Regions from separate parts of the Homo sapiens genome. Here region 2 is linked to region 1. A link is a loop called in an ENCODE intact Hi-C map of the cell type or tissue named here. Cell type or tissue: heart right ventricle. All regions are shown on one strand. Links, peaks and the distances in the headings refer to the core of each region. The heading gives the core; the rest is flanking DNA.

Region 1 (8,340 bases), core at 34-8,033:
TCTATAATTTAAGTATCTAAGTCTGGACCCTAGAATGAGATCCTGCATTTGCTGTCTGGGACTGTTCAGAAAACCCTGCTTCAGCGTTTATATTAAAGCTATGTACCTCAAGAGCACAACTTAGAGAAGCTGAAGAAACTCATGAAATTTCTGATGCTTTCTTTGATTCTTACAAGATGTGGGGTCTTCACAAAAGTTTCATGCTGACCTTATATACAAATAAACCTATGGAGAGACCAGGACATTAGAGTGGAGAAGAACTGTTTCTTCTAAAGATAAAATAATTTCAAATCCTTAAGCCAGGGTCCTGACTAATTTTAAGGCATAATTCAGGGTTATAATCTTATAAACTTAAGTATCTGTTAGGTACCATTCCCCATTTATTAAAACCCATTAATGAAAATTATTTTATAATTTTGGAGGTATAGATGACCTACCTAAGTGTGAGACAAAATCCTGAAATCATATAAGAGAAGATGACTAATGTGAGTATAAAAAATATAAGATATACAAATCCTGGACGGCTGCAAGATGGTAGTATTACTCCATGAAAGAAGAACAATTTTCTCTCTGAGTCAACAACTACGTGTTATGGTTTGGAAAGGGGTCACTAATAGGAAAGCAGACATGAGTCAGCTTCATTAATGGAAAAGCTGAGTGAGAGAAGGTGATTTTGATCTGAGCCAAGTGTACTTCCCAATACATCCCCCTCGAACTGAATTCACTAACTCAGTCACTGGCACAGCAAGGCATCTCCAGGTCTACCTGTCTGGGGACGGGGAGCTGAGGACAAGTATGGAGGACTGGCCACTTCAAAAGACGGGGCACCCAGAGCTCATTCTCCAAGTCTTACCAGAATATATCCTTATCAGAAGGATATATTCTGGTTCTCTGGTCAGAAATCCCTCTCTGTTCCCCTTACGTCAAAAAGTGATATAAGTCACTTTTTGCTTTGGTGAGAGGGAGAGGGAACAGAAAATATATCCTTCTGGAAGTGGAAGTTCCTTTCCCTCTGTGGAAATGGGAGAAGTGAGTACGCATTCCCTGCCAAACCATGCAGTAGTGAACTTATTTCAATATTCTAGTGAGCAGGAAAACTGAAAAACTTCATTTAATGATGAAATATACAAGTAAGTAGATTTTATAAAGTCAATAAACCTAGAAAATATTTTTGAGTAGCCTGTTAGAAGCCCTAGAGAAATGTGTGTCAAGGGCAAAAAATAGCAGGTCCTTGTACTGAGAACCTATTGTTCATGAGTATATTCTACTTATTTTCTGACTCATTTCTTAGAAACTGCCCTCTGCCCATAACCACAGGTTTACCATGGAAGTAGCCTTTTTCTTTTTTCTTTGAGATGGAGTCTCTCTCTGTCACCCAGGTTGGAGTGAGATGGCACAATCTTGGCTCACTGCAACCTCCGTCTCCCAGGTTCAAGCAGTTCTCTTGCCTCAGCCCAAGTAGCTGGGACTACAGGCGACCACCACCACTCCCGGCTAATTTTTGCATTTTTATTAGAGATGGGGTTTCACCATGTGGGCCAGGCTAGTCTCAAACTCCTGACCTCAAGTGATCCACCTGCCTCGGCCTCCCGAAGTGCTGGGATTACAGGAGTGAGCCACCATGCTTGGCCAAAGTAGCTGTTTTACACTTGGTTACACTAATCTCTGATTACAGTACAGTCCACATCTAAAACCAAGTGGGAACAATTTCTCTCTTCTGGGGTAATTTTGGAACTGGGACCCAGTGAGAGTCTGGGGTTGGGCCTACAACTTGTAAACTCAGCAGCTCTTGGTTTTCTGTCATGGGGACTGGGAAAATAGTCTGAGCTCCAAGGAAAAGTAAAACTAATGTGGATACAGAAACAGACAAACATGAGGTGAGTTCCTCTTCAAATTCAGTTTATCCCTGATGTTCATTTGCACTCTTGATCTTTAGTTCCTTCAGAGAACCTGACTTCCTTTCATTATTTCCCTTTGAGCTGGATAGAGCAGCTTTCTGTTACTTGCAGCTAAAAGAATGTATCAATACATGCTCAGAAAAACCAAGGATGCTGTATCAGTACGTCTGAGTCTGTTCTGTGTTGCAATAACAGAATACCACAGACTGGGTAACTTTTTTTTTTTTAAATAAGGCATTTATTTCTTACAGCTCTGGAGGCTGAGAAGTCCAAGGTTGAGGGGCTCACACCTGGTGAGGGCCTTCCTGCTCTGTCATCCCATGGCAGAAGATGGAAATTCAAGAGAGCACATGAGAGAGAGAGAGATGGTGGGGTGGGGGCGGGAGAGAGAGAGACAAAGACAGAGAGAGAAAGAGGAAAGGGGCCCTAACTTATCCTTTTATTAGGAGCCTACTCCCAGAGGACTCCAGGACTGTAAGAAATAAACGTCTTCTTTTAAAAAAAAAAAAAATTTTGCCACTCTGTGGTATTCTGTTATTGCAACACAAAACGGACTCAGAGTCCTCACAACCTAATCACCTCTTAAAGGTCTCCACCCCTCAACACTGTGGCATTAGGGATTAAGTTTCCAACACATGAACTTTGGGGGACACATTCAAACCACAGCATGGTAGAAAAGTGGTCATTATATTAGGAATGGGATTAATGAGCCTTGTGATTCGAGACAACCACTTCATCTTTCTAGACCTCAGTTTTCACATCAATAAAATGGAGTTAAAATATATGGTCTTTGCAGTATTTAAAAGTGTTGTTCTGTTTCTTTCTGGCTTTCATGGTTTCTAAAACAAAATCCACAGCCATATAACTCATTGATCCCCTATAAGTAATCTATCATTTTTCCTTGGCTGCTTTCAAGATTTTTTCTTTGACTTTAGTTTTTAGCAGTTATGATGTGTTTAAGGTGGGCTTTCTTTGGACTTATCCTTTTTGGATTTGGCGAGCTTTTGCTTCTGTAGATTTATGTCTTTTATCAGCCACTATTTCAAATTGTTTTTCTGCACTGAATTATTTCTCCTCTTCTCTGGCGCTCTAATGACACAACTATTAGGCCTTTTTAGTTTTTTTTTTTTTTTTTGAGACGGAGTCTCGCTCTATTGCCTAGGCTGGAGTGCAGCAGTGCTATCTCCGATCACTGCAATCTCCGCCTCCCAGGTTCAAGCGATTCTCCTGCCTCAGCCTCCTGAGTAGCTGGGACCACAGGTGCATGCCCACACCCGGCTAATTTTGTGGTATTTTTAGTAGAGACGGGGTTTCACCCTGTTAGCCAAGATGGTCTCGATTTCCTGACCTCGTGATCCGCCCGCCTCAGCCTCCCAAAGTGCTGGGATTACAGGCATGAGGCACTGCGCCCAGCTGCCTTTTTAGTATTTTATCCACAGATCCCAGTGGCTCTGTTCAGGTTTTCAATCTTTTTTCTCTGGTTTTCAGATTGGATCATTTCTATTGATCTATCTTCAAGTTGACTGACTTTTTTCTCTGTCATCTCTGTTCTGCTGTTAAGCCTGGATAGACAGAATAATGACCACCCAAAGATGTCCATGTGCAAATCCCTAGAACTTCTGGATATGTAAATGTATATGTCAAAAGGGATTTTGCAGATGTGATTAAATTATGAATATTGAGAGGGATATTATCACGGATAATCTGTGTGGGCCCAATGTAATCACAAGGGTCCTTGTAAAAGGGAGACACGAATGTGAGAAACAAAAAAGCACAGGTTGAACTGATGCAGCACTTTATTTATGTAATTATTTTTTGAGACAGGGTCTCACTCTGTTGCCCAGGCTGGAGTGCAGTGGCACAATCATGGCTCACTGCCGCCTTGACCTCGTGGGCTCAAGTGAGCCTCATCCTCCTGGGTAGCTGGCACCACAGGTGTGTGTCATCACGCTTGGCTAATTTTTATTTTTATTTTTTGTAGAGATGGGGTCTCACTATGTTGCCCAGGCTGGTCTCAAACTCCTGGGCTCAAATGATCCTCCTGCCTTGGTCTCCCAAAGTTCTGGGATGACAGGTGTGAGCCACTGTGTCCAGTGAAACTGATGCACTTTAAAGATAAAGGAAAGGGCCTTGAGGCAAGGATTGATGACAGGCTCCAGAAGTTGGAAAGAGCAAGCAAATGGATTCTTCCCTGCGGTTTCCAGAAGAAATGCAGATCTGCTGACATCTTGATTTTACCTCTGTAAGATTCATTTCACACATCTCACTCTCAGAACACATTACATTACATAATACATTTGTTTTGTTTTAAGTCACTACATTTGTAGGTATTTATTATAGCAGCCATGGTAGTAATTTAATACAGAGCTCATGCAATAACTTTTACATTTTTGGTTATTATATATTTCAGTTCTAAAGTTCCCATTTGGTTCTTCTTTATATTTTCTATTTCCTCCTTGAGGCTTTTTGCCTTTTCTTTTGTTTTTAAAACAGTGTTCACATTTACTTATGGCACTTTTGTAATAGGTACTTTAATGTCTTTTTTAGATAATTCCAACATCTTTGTCATCTCAGCATTGGTAAATGTTGATTGTTTTTTCCCATGTGAGTTGAGATTTCCAGGTTCTTCAAATGCCAGTTAATTTTGAGTTTTATCCTGGAAATTTTGAATATTATGTTATGAGACTCTGGATCTTGTTTAAAACCTGTGGGAAGTGTTAATGTTTCTTTTTTAGCAGGTAATCTACCTGGCTTGGTTCAATCACAAGTTCTGATCAACCTACTGCGGACTGTGCTTCTTTCAACATCAATTCTCATTTCAAAACCTTTACGGTGCTATTCAGATCTTCTGCAGATGTGTGCCACCCAGTGGCCGGCCCGGGACCTGCGTGATGGATGGTCGATCTCTTAGTGCAGTTCTGCTGGTGGTTTGTGGTTTAGAGTCAGATCCACGCCTGTACAACTGGGAAGTGATCCCAGGAGCTCATAAAACTGTCTGGGGTCATCTTCTTGTCCTCTTCCTTTCTGGTCATTCTAGTACTTTCTGATTCCCTGGGACTCCTCTTTTTGGTTCTCTGGCCAGAAATCCAGGGCTTTATTTCCCTGCTTTACCATGCACTTACTGTGACTGTTCACAGGTGGGGCCTTGTAGCAGAGACAAAAAGCAATGGAGGTTTGCCTTGCCCTCTTGGCACCATAAATTCTGATCAGAGGAAGTTCCCCTCCCTCAGAGTTCTCGGCTCCTGCGGATCCTCACCGCCACTGCTGCCATGGGATTGCTTAGAGGCTGGGTGTGAAAGAACAGAGAAAAAAGAAAAAAAAGGTAGAATTTCCTCCACTCTCTCTGAGTGTTAGGGTCTTCCTTCCCTCTCCTTGAGCCAGACCTAGGGGGTTTCTTCTGTAGTTCTGTCTGTCTGTGCAATTGCCCATTTCTGGATTTGAGGTTGCCTTGAGTTCAGGCCAGTGCATACCAGAAGAAAAAATGTGAAGCTCACCACCAGTTCGGTGGTATGTTGAATTCTGGACTTCTTCCCCAATCCACCTGCTACTATTTACTTTCTAGAGTCCTCAAATATCAGTTCCGTGCATCTTCACTCAGTGGGAGAGACAGGGTGGAGGATGCTTACTCCATCTTTTCTAGAACTGGGCCCCTGCGTCTCACAATTTTGATATGTATTTTTATTATTTCATTCAAAATATTTTCTGATTTCCCTTTTGATTTCTTCTTTGTCGGCTACTTAGAAGTGTTATGTCTTAATTTCTAAACAAAAGAAATTCTCTGGTTATATTTTTGTTACTGCCTTTAGCTTGATTGCATTCTTGTCAGAGAAGATCATCTTTATGATTATCAATCTTTAACATTTTTGAGGTCCGTTTTATGGGCCAGCTTATGGACAGCTTTTGTAAGTGTTCTGTATGTAATAAAAAAGTATGTGTGGCCAGGCGCAGTGGCTCACACCTGTAATCACTTTAGGAGGCCGAGGCGGGTGGATCACCTGAGGTCAGGAGTTCAAGACCAGCCTGACCAACATGGCGAAACCCTGTCTCTACTAAAAACACAAAAATTAGCTGGGCGGGGTGGCACGCACCTGTAATCCCAGCTACTCAGGAGGCTGAGTCAGGAGAATGGCTTGAACCCAGGGGCAGAGGTTGCAGTGAGCCGAGATTGCACCACTTCACTCCAGCCTGGGTGAAAGAGCAAAACTTCATCTCAAAAACAAACAGACAAAAAAGTATATGTATTCTGAGCTGAGCACAGTGGTGTGTACCCGTAATCCCAGCTACTTGGGAGGCGGAGGTGGGAGAGTCACTTGAGCCCAAGAGTTTGAGGCTGCGGTGAGCTATGATTGTGCGCTGTACTGCTGCCTGGGTGCAGAGTGAGACCAATCTTTAAAATACAAAAAACAAAAGGCAAAAACAAAACAAAAGAAACAAACAAAAAACCTTTAGATATCTGTTATAAATAGCACATATTTTGGTTTAGTTTTTTTTTTAATCAGTTAGACTACCCTTACCTTTATTAAATCATTTATGCTATTTATAGTCAATTATAATCACTGATAAGTTTAAATCTGTTGTCTATGTGTTTTCTATTTAGTCCACTTTTTCTGCTCCTTTTTTTCTCCCTTATTTCCCTGTTTTGAGTTAATTTCTTTTTATAATTATCTCATTTGAACTCCTCCCCCATTAGCTTTTAGTTACACATATTTTTACCACTTATTTAGAAAGTTTCTTTAGAGATGATAACATGCGTCTTTGACATCTCAAGGAGTTTAGAACACTTTAACTTCTTTTATTCCCCAGACTTCTACACTGGAATGTGTTAAAATAGAGATCTGTTCAGTAGTTGGGTAAACGAGTTTGCCTTGTGAGGGGACAGACATTTTAGACACTGGGAAACACAATTAAAAGTACACAGGTATGATGCAGATTGTTGTGCTGTCAGAGAACTACAGTACTGCAGTTTGGGATCATTGCTGCCAGAGGTGTGAATAGAAATGGAGGTGGAATTAGATCATGAAGGGCTGTCCATACTGGAAAGCAGGATGGGAAGCCAACAAACTAGAGAGCAACTACTTGAAAAGAAATAGCACAAAACAAAAAGTGATGAATACAAAATTAGGCCAGGCATGGTGGCTCACACCTGTAATTCCAGCACTTTGGGAGGCCAAGGTGGGTAGGTCCCATAAGCTCAGAAGTTTGAGACCAGCCTGGGCAACATGGTGAAACCCCGTCTCTACAAAAAATAGAAAAATTAGCTGGGCATGGTGGTATGTGCCTGTAGTCCCAGCTACTTGGGAGGCTGAGGTGGGAGGATCACCAGAGCCCAGGAGGTCAAGGCTACAGTGAGCTGTGATCATGCCACTGGTCTCCAGCCTGGACAACAGAGTGACAGTCTGTCTCAAAAAATATATATACAAAGTTATAACCAAACTTTATGTTAATTTTTTTTTCTATTTTTGCAGAGACAGGGTCTCACTATGTTACCCAGGCTGGTCTTGAACTCCTGGTCTCAAGCAATCCTCCCACCTCAGCCTCCCAAAGTGCAGGGATTATAGGCACTAGCCTCCATGGCTAACCCTCAAATCTCAAAGATTAAGAAAGTTTTAAATTTTGTATTATAACTGTATTGTTTGCTTGTTTGTTTCTCCGACAAGATAAACTGAAAGTTAATTCAAACTTGAATGCCTAAGGAACCACAGGTATTCATCAACACTCCCTCCTCTCCTAGGAAAATATTTCCTTCCAGGTTTTCCCTAAATCTTCCACCTCCCTAGTACTTGTAACCAGTGAAATACTTCCTCGACTTATTGCCTCTACTCCAGAACCATTCACAGTGCTCTTTGGAAAGCATGTTTTGTTATGAGCAAGATTCTTTCCAGTATCAAGTTTTTCTTAGAACACTCAAGTTAATCCCTTATAAATATCCTTTGATTAGAAAGCAGGATGGGCTCCTTGAGTCCAGTTGGTATTATGATATAGGTGTAGGCCATTTGATGGGTCACAATTGCTGAACATAAGAGAATTGATCACACAATACTTAGGCCACATAAAAATGAGATTGGGTACCAACCTCTCCTCTTAAATCTGGGGTAGGTGGAAAGTTCCTAGCCTCTAATCACGTGGTTGGTTCCCCTGGCAACCATCCTGAGGTTATCCAGGAGCCCCTAGGTACCAGTCATCTCATTAGCACGCAAAAAGACCTTACATTTTGAAGACTCCTAAACAGGGCAGAGAACAAATATGTATTTCTTATTATGTCACAGGGAGCAATTCCTCCAGGGACAGGAGCACCCCAGTGTCAGAGCAGCAGTTGTGGCAACCAGTGGTTATGGGGATCCCCAGCCACAGATGCCTTCTCTTAGCAGACAATCACTTATTCTAATACATACCTAGGTTTTCTAACACAAAAGTTCTTACTTCTAGCATAAAATAAAATTTA
Region 2 (8,340 bases), core at 56-8,055, 110 kb before region 1:
ATAAATGCATACTCTTTTAAGGTTCTGACACCACAGGAAAATATTATCAATTGAAAACCGGCCAGGTGTGGTGGCTCACACCTGTAATCCAGCACTTTGGGAGGCCAAGGCAGGCAGATCACTTGAAGACAGGAGTTTGAGACCAGCCTGGCCAAGATAGTGAAACCCCATCTCTACTAATATACAAAAATTAGCTGGGTGTGGTGGTGTGCACCTGTAATCCCAGCTACTCAGGAGGCTGAGGCAAGAGAATTGATTGAACCTGGGAGGCAGAGATTGCAGTGAGTCAAGATCACACCATTGCACTCCAGCCTGGGCAACAGAGCAAGACTCCGTCTCAAAAAAAAAAAAAAAAAGAAAGAAAGAAAATAGACTGTGATGGGTTAAAAATGTATACTGTAAAACCCCAGAGCAACCATTAAAAGGGAAAAGCAAAGTAAAAGGCCAGTAATGAAGACAAAAAATATATATATTTTTTTGAGATGGAGTCTCGCTCTGTTGCCCAGGCTGGAGTGCAGTGGTGTGATCTCGGCTCACTGCAACCTCCACCTCCCAGGTTCTAGTGATTCTTCTGCCTCAGCCTCCCAAGTAGCTGGGATTACAGATGTGCCACCAGGCCAGGCTAATTTTTTGTATTTTTAGTAGAGATGGGGTTTCACCATGTTAGCCAGGACGGTCTCCATCTCCTGACCTCGTGATTTGTCCACCTCGGCCTCCCGAAGTGCTGGGATTACAGGCGTGAGCCACTGTGCCCGGCCAATAAAAAATTATTAATCCAAAAGAAAGCAGGAAGAAGAAAAAAGGAGCAAAGAACTGACAGGTCACCCTGGAAGGGTTAGAGGACGCACCCTTCACCACCACTGTGAGAAATCAATTTGTGAGGTGAGGCCCAGCATCTTTGCTCTGTGGTTGCTTCTCTTTGTAGGTCAGAAATTACAGTGGGAACTGCTACCATCAACTGGGATCCCTAAATGCAATGGGGATAAAGGAATCCCGGGGTGGCAGGGCCCAAGTAGCAGCACCATGCCAAATCAAGGTGGGCATAGTTACCATAATAAATAGTGGAGCCAAAGCAGTAATCAGAATAGTCTGACTTGCTGAGACCTATAGCATTGGGTGGTTGATCATGGTGTCCCTAAAAAAGAAATAGATGGGCAGTCTACTAACTCTTACTTGATCTGTATAAGCAGAAGAATTCTAGGTCTGGTAAACAGAAGTATAACTTGAATCACCTGAAGAGAGTCATGGCCCCTTAAGCAATTCCCAGAAATGAGCTAGTTTACAGACCCAGAATCTCCTTAATGAAAGGGAAGCTGTGTCCTCTTGAGGAGACTTTCCTGTTTATCTTTCTCCTACCCTTCCCCAAAGGGACCTATGGCTATTTGCCTTGCAGAAGGGGAAACAATGATTTTTTGGGGATTACTAGACACTGGCTTCTGAACTAACACTAATTCTAGGGGACCCAAACTTCGCTGTGGTCCAGCAGTCAGAGTAGGGGCTTATGAAGTCAAGTGATCAATGGAGTTTTAGCTCAGGTCTGTCTCAGTGGGCCTAGCAGGTCCCTGAGCCCATCCTGCGGTTATTTTCCCAGTTTCAGAATGTACAATTGGAGCAGACATACTCAGCAATGAGTAATATCACTATATGCTCTGACTTGTAGAGTAAGGGCTACTATGGTGGGAAAGGCCAAGTAAAAGCCACTAAAACTGCCTCTACCTAGAAAAGAGTAAACCAAAGCAACACCACAATCCTGGAGGGACTGCAGAGATTAGTGTCACCATCAAGGACTGAAAGCGGTAGGGGTGGTGATTCCCACTTCATTCTCATTCAACTTGCCTACTCTGGACAGTGCAGAAAACAGATGGATCCTATAGAATGACAGTGGATTACTGTACATCTAATCAGGTGGCAACTGCAATTCTAACTGGTGTTCCAGATGTCGTTTTATTGCTTGAACAAATTAACATACATCCTTGGACCTGGTATGCAGTGACTGATCTGACAAAAGCTTTTTTTTCTTGGTATCTGTTAGTAAAGACCACCAGAAGCAGTTTGCTTTCAGCAATATACCTTCAATGTCTTACCTTAGGGGTGGGTGTATTGTTTTCAACCATATATCATAATTTAGTCCACAGAGAGCCTGATTACCTTGTCCTTCCACAAGATATCATGCTGGTTCATTACACTGTGATATTATGCTGAATGGATCTGGTGAGCAAGAAGTATTAACTACTCTAGACATACTGGGGGTAAGACATGTGTCTGTCAGAAGGTGGGAAATAAATCCCTCCAAAATTCAGGGCCTCCCATGTTAGTGAAATTTCTGGGGATCCAGTGGTCTGGGGCATACAAAGACATCCCTTCTATGGCAAAGGGTAAGTGTTGCACGTGGCCCCTCCTACCACAAAAAAACACGGAGAACACCTGGTGGGCTGCTTCAGATTTTGGAGACAACATATTACTCATTTGGGTTGCTATTCCAGCCCATTTACTGAGTAACTAAAAAAGCTGCTAGTTTAAGTGGGACCCAGAACAAGAGAAGCTGTTCTGCCATTTGGGCCACGTGATTCAAACCTGATGGCGCCTGAAGTGTCGGCAGCAGACAGAGGTGCTGTCTGGAGTCTTTAATAGATCTCTATTAGGTGAATCACAACACAGACCCTTAGGATTTTAGAAAAAGCCCTACCATCCTCTGTGAATAACTACTCTCCTTTTGGGAAACAGTGTTTGGCTTGTTAGTGGGACTTCACAGAGACTCAAAGCTTAACCATGGGGCATCAAGTTACTGGTGACCTGAGCTGCTGATCATGAAACAGATGTTGTCTAACCTACTAAGCCATAAAGTGGGGTGTACACGGTAGCACTCCATTATCAAATGGAAGTGGTATATGTAAGACTGGGCTTAAACAGACCCTAAAGGCACAAGCTGCATGAGGAAGTAGCCAAAATACCCCACGGCCCTGTTCTTCTTTGTCTCTTCCAGCCTGCACCTATGGCCTCATGGGGAGTTCTCTATGGCCAGTTGATTGGTAAAGAAAAACTCAGGCCTGGTTTGTAGATATTTCTGTGTGATACGCAGGTACCACCTGGAAGTGCACAGCTGTAACACTACAGTCCCTTCTGGGACATCCCTTAAGGACAGTGGTGAAGGGATAGCCTCCCAGTGGGCAGTACTTCTGACAGTGCACCCGGTTGTTCATTTTGTCTAGAAAGAAAAATGGCCTGAGCTAAGGGTCTACTCTGATTCATAGGCCGTGGCAAACGGTTTGCCTGGGTGGTAAGGAACTTACAGGGAACACAGATGAAAAACTGTTGGCAAGGTGTTATGGGCTGAATTGTGTCCCCCCTACCTCATTCATATGTTGAAGTCCTATCCTCCAGTATCTCAGAATGTGACTGTAATTGGGGATAGGGCCTTTAAAGAAGCGATTAAGTTAAAATGAGGCCATTAGGGTGTACCCTAATCTAATCTGACTGGTATCCTTATGAGAAGAAAAAATTTGGAAACACAAAAGAGATGCCAGGGATGTGCAGACACAGTAAGAAAGCAGTGCCATCTGCAAGCCAAAGAGAGATGCCTCAGAAGAAACCAAACCTGCTAACACCTGATCTTAGACTTCCAGTTTCCAGAAATGCGAGAAAACATGTTAAGTTTCTGTTGTTTAAGCCACTCAGTCTGGTATTCGTTATGGCAGCCCTAGCAAACTAATATACAAGGACACCTGGGGAATAGGTCAGTGGATAGACCTCTCTGAATAGGCAAATAATGTGAAAACACTTGTGTCCCATTAAATGCTCATCAAAGAGTGACCTCAGCCGAGGATTTCAATGATCAAAGTGGATGGGATGACTCGTTCTATGGATAGCAGTCAGCATCTTTCCGCAGTCACTCTTATCACTGCTTCATGAACAGTGGCCATGATGGTGGGTGTGGAGGTTATGCATGGGCTTAGGCAATATGGACTTTCACTTACCAATTTGTGGTAAGTGGACTTATTTGTGGACTTATAGAGTACCTTATGGTATCCCACACCATTATGGTATCCCACAAAGCACTGCTTCTTATCAAGGAATTCACTTCTCAGTAAGTGAAGTGCAGCAATGGGCCATGCTCACGAAACACTGATCTTACTACATCACCGGGAAGCAGTTGCCTTGACAGAATGGTGGGATGGACTACTGAAGACTCCATCACAGTGCCAGCTAAGTGGCAGTATTTTGCAGAGTCAATGTCCTCCAGGATGCTGCTATGTTTTAAGTCAGCTTCCAGTATAGGGTGCTACTTTTCCCACAGCCAGGATTCGTGAGTCCAGAAATCAAGGAGAGCAAACAGAAATTACCCAGTTCACTATTACCCCTAGTGATCTAATCTACCAGCAAAATTTCTGCTTCTTGTCCCTGCAACTTTGGGCTCTGCCTGTCTAGAGGGCTCAGTTCCAAAGGGAGGAATGCTTCCACCAGGAGACACAACAATGATTCTACTGAACTGTTAGTTAAAACTGCCATCTGGCCACTTTGGGCTCCTCATGCCTTGGAATCAACAGGCAGCAGAGGGCGGGTACTGTACTGGCTGGGGTGATTAATCCTGATTACCAAGGGGATATTAGGTTGCTACTATACAACAGAGGTAAGGAAGAGTATGTCTCAAATGTGGCAGATCTCTTAGGGTGTCCCTTAGTACTAACATGACCTCTAATTAGTCAGTAGAAGATCACAACCCAGTTCACATGGGACTGCTAGTGGCCTAGAAGACATTTTAGGAATGAAGGTCACCCCACCAGGCAAAGAACTAGGACAAACTGAGGTACTTCCTGAGGGCAAAGGGAATATGAAAAGGGGAGTAGAAATATCACCCTTTCCACACCAAACCTGGTACACAGCCAGTGCACTGCGGTGTCATCTGAGGGAGCTGCAGTCAAGGACTTGGGTCTCTGGGGCTGGCTAAGCTCTTACACAAATGTGCATTCCTAGCCTAGATGCCTTCTATTCCTAGGTCTTTTTATATGGGGACTTTGGCTGAGGCCTTCTTCAGGTGCCTCTGCTGAGACCTTGTCAAAGGAGGAAGGGGAAATCTTTTATTTATTTATTTATTTTTTTGAGATGGAGTTTCACTCTGTCGCCCAGGCTGGAGTGCAATGGTACAATCTCGGCTCACTGCAACCTCTGCCTCCCGGGTTCAAGTGATTCTCCTGCCTCAGCCTCCTGAGTAGCTGGGAATGCAGGCATGTACCACCACGCCTGGCTAATTTTCGTATTTTTAGTGGAGATGAGGTTTTGCCATATTGGCCAGGCTGGTCTCGAACTCCTGACCTCAGGTGATCTGCCCGCCTTGGCCTCCCAAAGTGCTGGTATTACAGGCATGAGCCACTGCACCTGGCCGGAATGGGAAATCTTAAAGACACTTCTCCCAGTCTACTCCACTCTCCTCACCCAGGGTCCATAAAGCCGCAGGAACCTTTTGTTCAGGGCTTTCACAACAGTGAGATGTCCCCCACTTGTATGCTAATCTACCAGATCCTCAACCAGTGTACCATTCCATGGGGAAAACGGTACTGGGGGGAAAAAGGAGCTGGCACTTTCTTTGGTTTTTAGCCTTTTGTGTAAACTATCAAAGTAAGTGAATAAAGGCTCCACTGTTACTTTCCTTTTGGGTTGTTTAATTATTTACTCTGATATTTGATAGCTCAGTTCTCTTTCCACATCAGCTGAATACTGATCTGGAAATATTATAAATATTCATTTCTGAATACAGTAATGAATACTGTACTATTTATGAGGATTTCTTATTTTGTTATGAATATATATAATTAACCAAATATTTGTGTTTCTTCTCTATCTCCTTATCATCTAATATAAGATGTATCCATAATGGTTAACTTTATATCATAGCATTTATGTTACAGAATATGAGAGAAGAGTGAATTTCACCCAAGGACTCTGCATCCTCTTCTAGGGAAAGGATTAGTGTATTTTTGGTTGTATAAAGGAGAATTGCATTATGTCAGGATAAAGTATGACTCCTGTCATTGCCTTTATTTGAAGACTATGTATGGCTTTAGGAGATGTGTATGGGTGTCAAACAGACAAGGGGTGGAGTATGATAGTCTTCAGATATGTTAACTTGGCTAGGCTACAGCCCAGTTATTCAATAAACATTAACCTAGATGTTACTATGAAGGTATTTTATAAGTGATTAAAGTCCTATCAGCTGATAAACTATCAATATCAGGAATGAATGAGGAGACATCAGTATAGAGTATAAAAACATTAAAATGACAAGTATTATGAACAGCTTTATTGCAATAAATTTGGCAAATTGTTAATAGATGAACAAATTATTTGAAAGACACAAACTACTATCGTAGCTTACTCTAGAATGGAGAACCTGAATAGCCCTATATCTATTAATTGAATTCATAAGTAAAAATTTTCCCAACAAAGAAAACTAGGAGCCCAGGAATTACTGGTTAATTCTATCAAGTATTTAAGAAATAATACCAACTCTACATAAAATCTTCCAGAAAATATAAGAGGAGGCCAGGCACAGTGGCTCACACCTGTAATCCCAGCACTTTGGGAGGCTGAGGCAGGTAGGTGGATCATGAGGTCAGAAGATTGAGACCATCCTGGCCAACATGATGAAACACTGTTTCTACTAAAAATACAAAAATTAGCCCAAGATCTCGCCACTGCACCACTCCAGCCTGGCGACAGGGTGAGACTCCATCTCAAAAAAAAAAAAAAAAGAGGAGAGAACACTTCTCAATTCATTTTATGAAGCCAGCATTATCCTGATGCCAACACCACGCAAAAATATCATAAGAAAATTATCCTTGAGACTTTATCCCTCATGATGACATAAAAATCCTTTATAATATATGACAACAAAATGGAGTTTATTCCAAGAAGCAAGGCTAGTTCAATATTCAAAAATCAATGTGACTGACATTATTAATAGACTAAAAAAGAAGAAAACCCCACAATTATCTCTGTAGATGGAGAAAAGGCATGACAAAATTCAATACTCATTCTCAGCAAACCTGATAAAGAGCACATATGAAAAACCTACAACTAACATCATACTTAATACTGAATGCTTTCCTCCTAAGACTGGGAACAAGTTGACAATACTTGTTCTCATGACTTCTATCCAGTATTGTACAAAGGTCTTAGACATTGTGGTAAGTCAAGAAAAAGAAACAAATGACATCTATATTGGAAAGAAAGAAGTCAAACTGTCTTTACTTACAGACAACATAATTATCTATGTAGAAAATCCTCAGGAATCTATTAATAAAAAAGGCTACTAGAACTAGTAAATGAATTTAGCTAAACCACAAGATACAAGGTCCATGTCCAAAAATCTTTGTATTTCTATATTCTAGTGAGAAATTAAAGTTAAAAAAGTAAAACAGCCTACAAGTATGAAATACCTAGGCATAAATTTAACAAAATGTGTTCAAGATCTATTCACTGAAAAGTACCAAACACTGCTGAGAGAAATTTAAAGACCTAAATAAACAGAGAACTTTACCATGTTCATGGATGAAATGACTCAATATTTTTAAGCTGTCAATTCTCCCCAAATTTATATACTGACTCAATGCAATTCCAATAAAAATCCTAGCAGGTATTTTTGTAGATATGGACAAAATGATTATAAAATTTGTACACAAATGCAAAGGAACTAGTATGAGCAAAATAATTTTGAAAGAAGGGACCTGAGTTGGAGGACTCATACTGCTTAATTTCAGGATTCCCTATAAAAATACAATAATCAAGACAGTGTGGTATTGGTTTAACAAAAAGACATATAGATAACTAGGAATAGGAAATCCAATTGGCCCAAACAGATAAGGTCAGTTGATTTTTGATCAAGGGATCAAAGTAGTTCACTGAGGAAATAGTAGTCTTCTCAACAAATGGTGCCAGGACATTTGGATATTCATATGCAAAAAGGGAAGAAAAGGCCCTCAATCCTTACCTCACACCATATACAAACTTGAAATGAATCACAGACCAAAATGTAAGAGCTAAAACTAGAAAATTTCTAGAAGAAAGTATACAGGAACATCTTAGTGATATTGAGTTAGAAAAATACTTTTTAGATCCCACACTAATAGCATGATCCATAAATACTCCAAATGGATCACAGACCAAAATGTAAGAGCTAAAACTAGAAAATTTCTAGAAGAAAGTATACAGGAAAACTTAGTGATCTTGAGTTAGAGAAATATTTTTTAGATACCACACTAATAGCATGATCCATAAAAGAGAAACTTGATAAACCAGACTTCATTAAAATTAAGAATTTCTGCTCTTATATAGTGAAAAGATAAG

What was found. A loop is a pair of places that touch in the nucleus more often than their neighbours do. Peaks named below come from ENCODE experiments on the same cell type or tissue, not always from the same donor. Only the 100,000 strongest peaks of a DNase experiment are listed, where the experiment ranks them.
Region 2: it touches region 1 in a loop (3.0-fold over the local background); 33 of 110 quality-filtered maps call a loop at or near these places.

The regions. Positions count from the first base shown.
Region 1 is chr2:26,325,439-26,333,778 of GRCh38, forward strand. All of the region lies in intron 1 of ADGRF3 (adhesion G protein-coupled receptor F3), which reads right to left. Among named protein-coding and RNA genes, the nearest start is that of SELENOI, 17 kb to the right of the region's middle. In heart right ventricle, for the core only: a CTCF peak has its summit at 4,775 (motif pointing left); a DNase peak (open chromatin) is centred at 4,773.
Region 2 is chr2:26,218,668-26,227,007 of GRCh38, forward strand. All of the region lies in intron 7 of HADHA (hydroxyacyl-CoA dehydrogenase trifunctional multienzyme complex subunit alpha), which reads right to left. Among named protein-coding and RNA genes, the nearest start is that of HADHA, 22 kb to the right of the region's middle. In heart right ventricle, for the core only: no CTCF peak of the experiment used is centred there; no DNase peak of the experiment used is centred there; H3K27ac peaks cover 527 bases.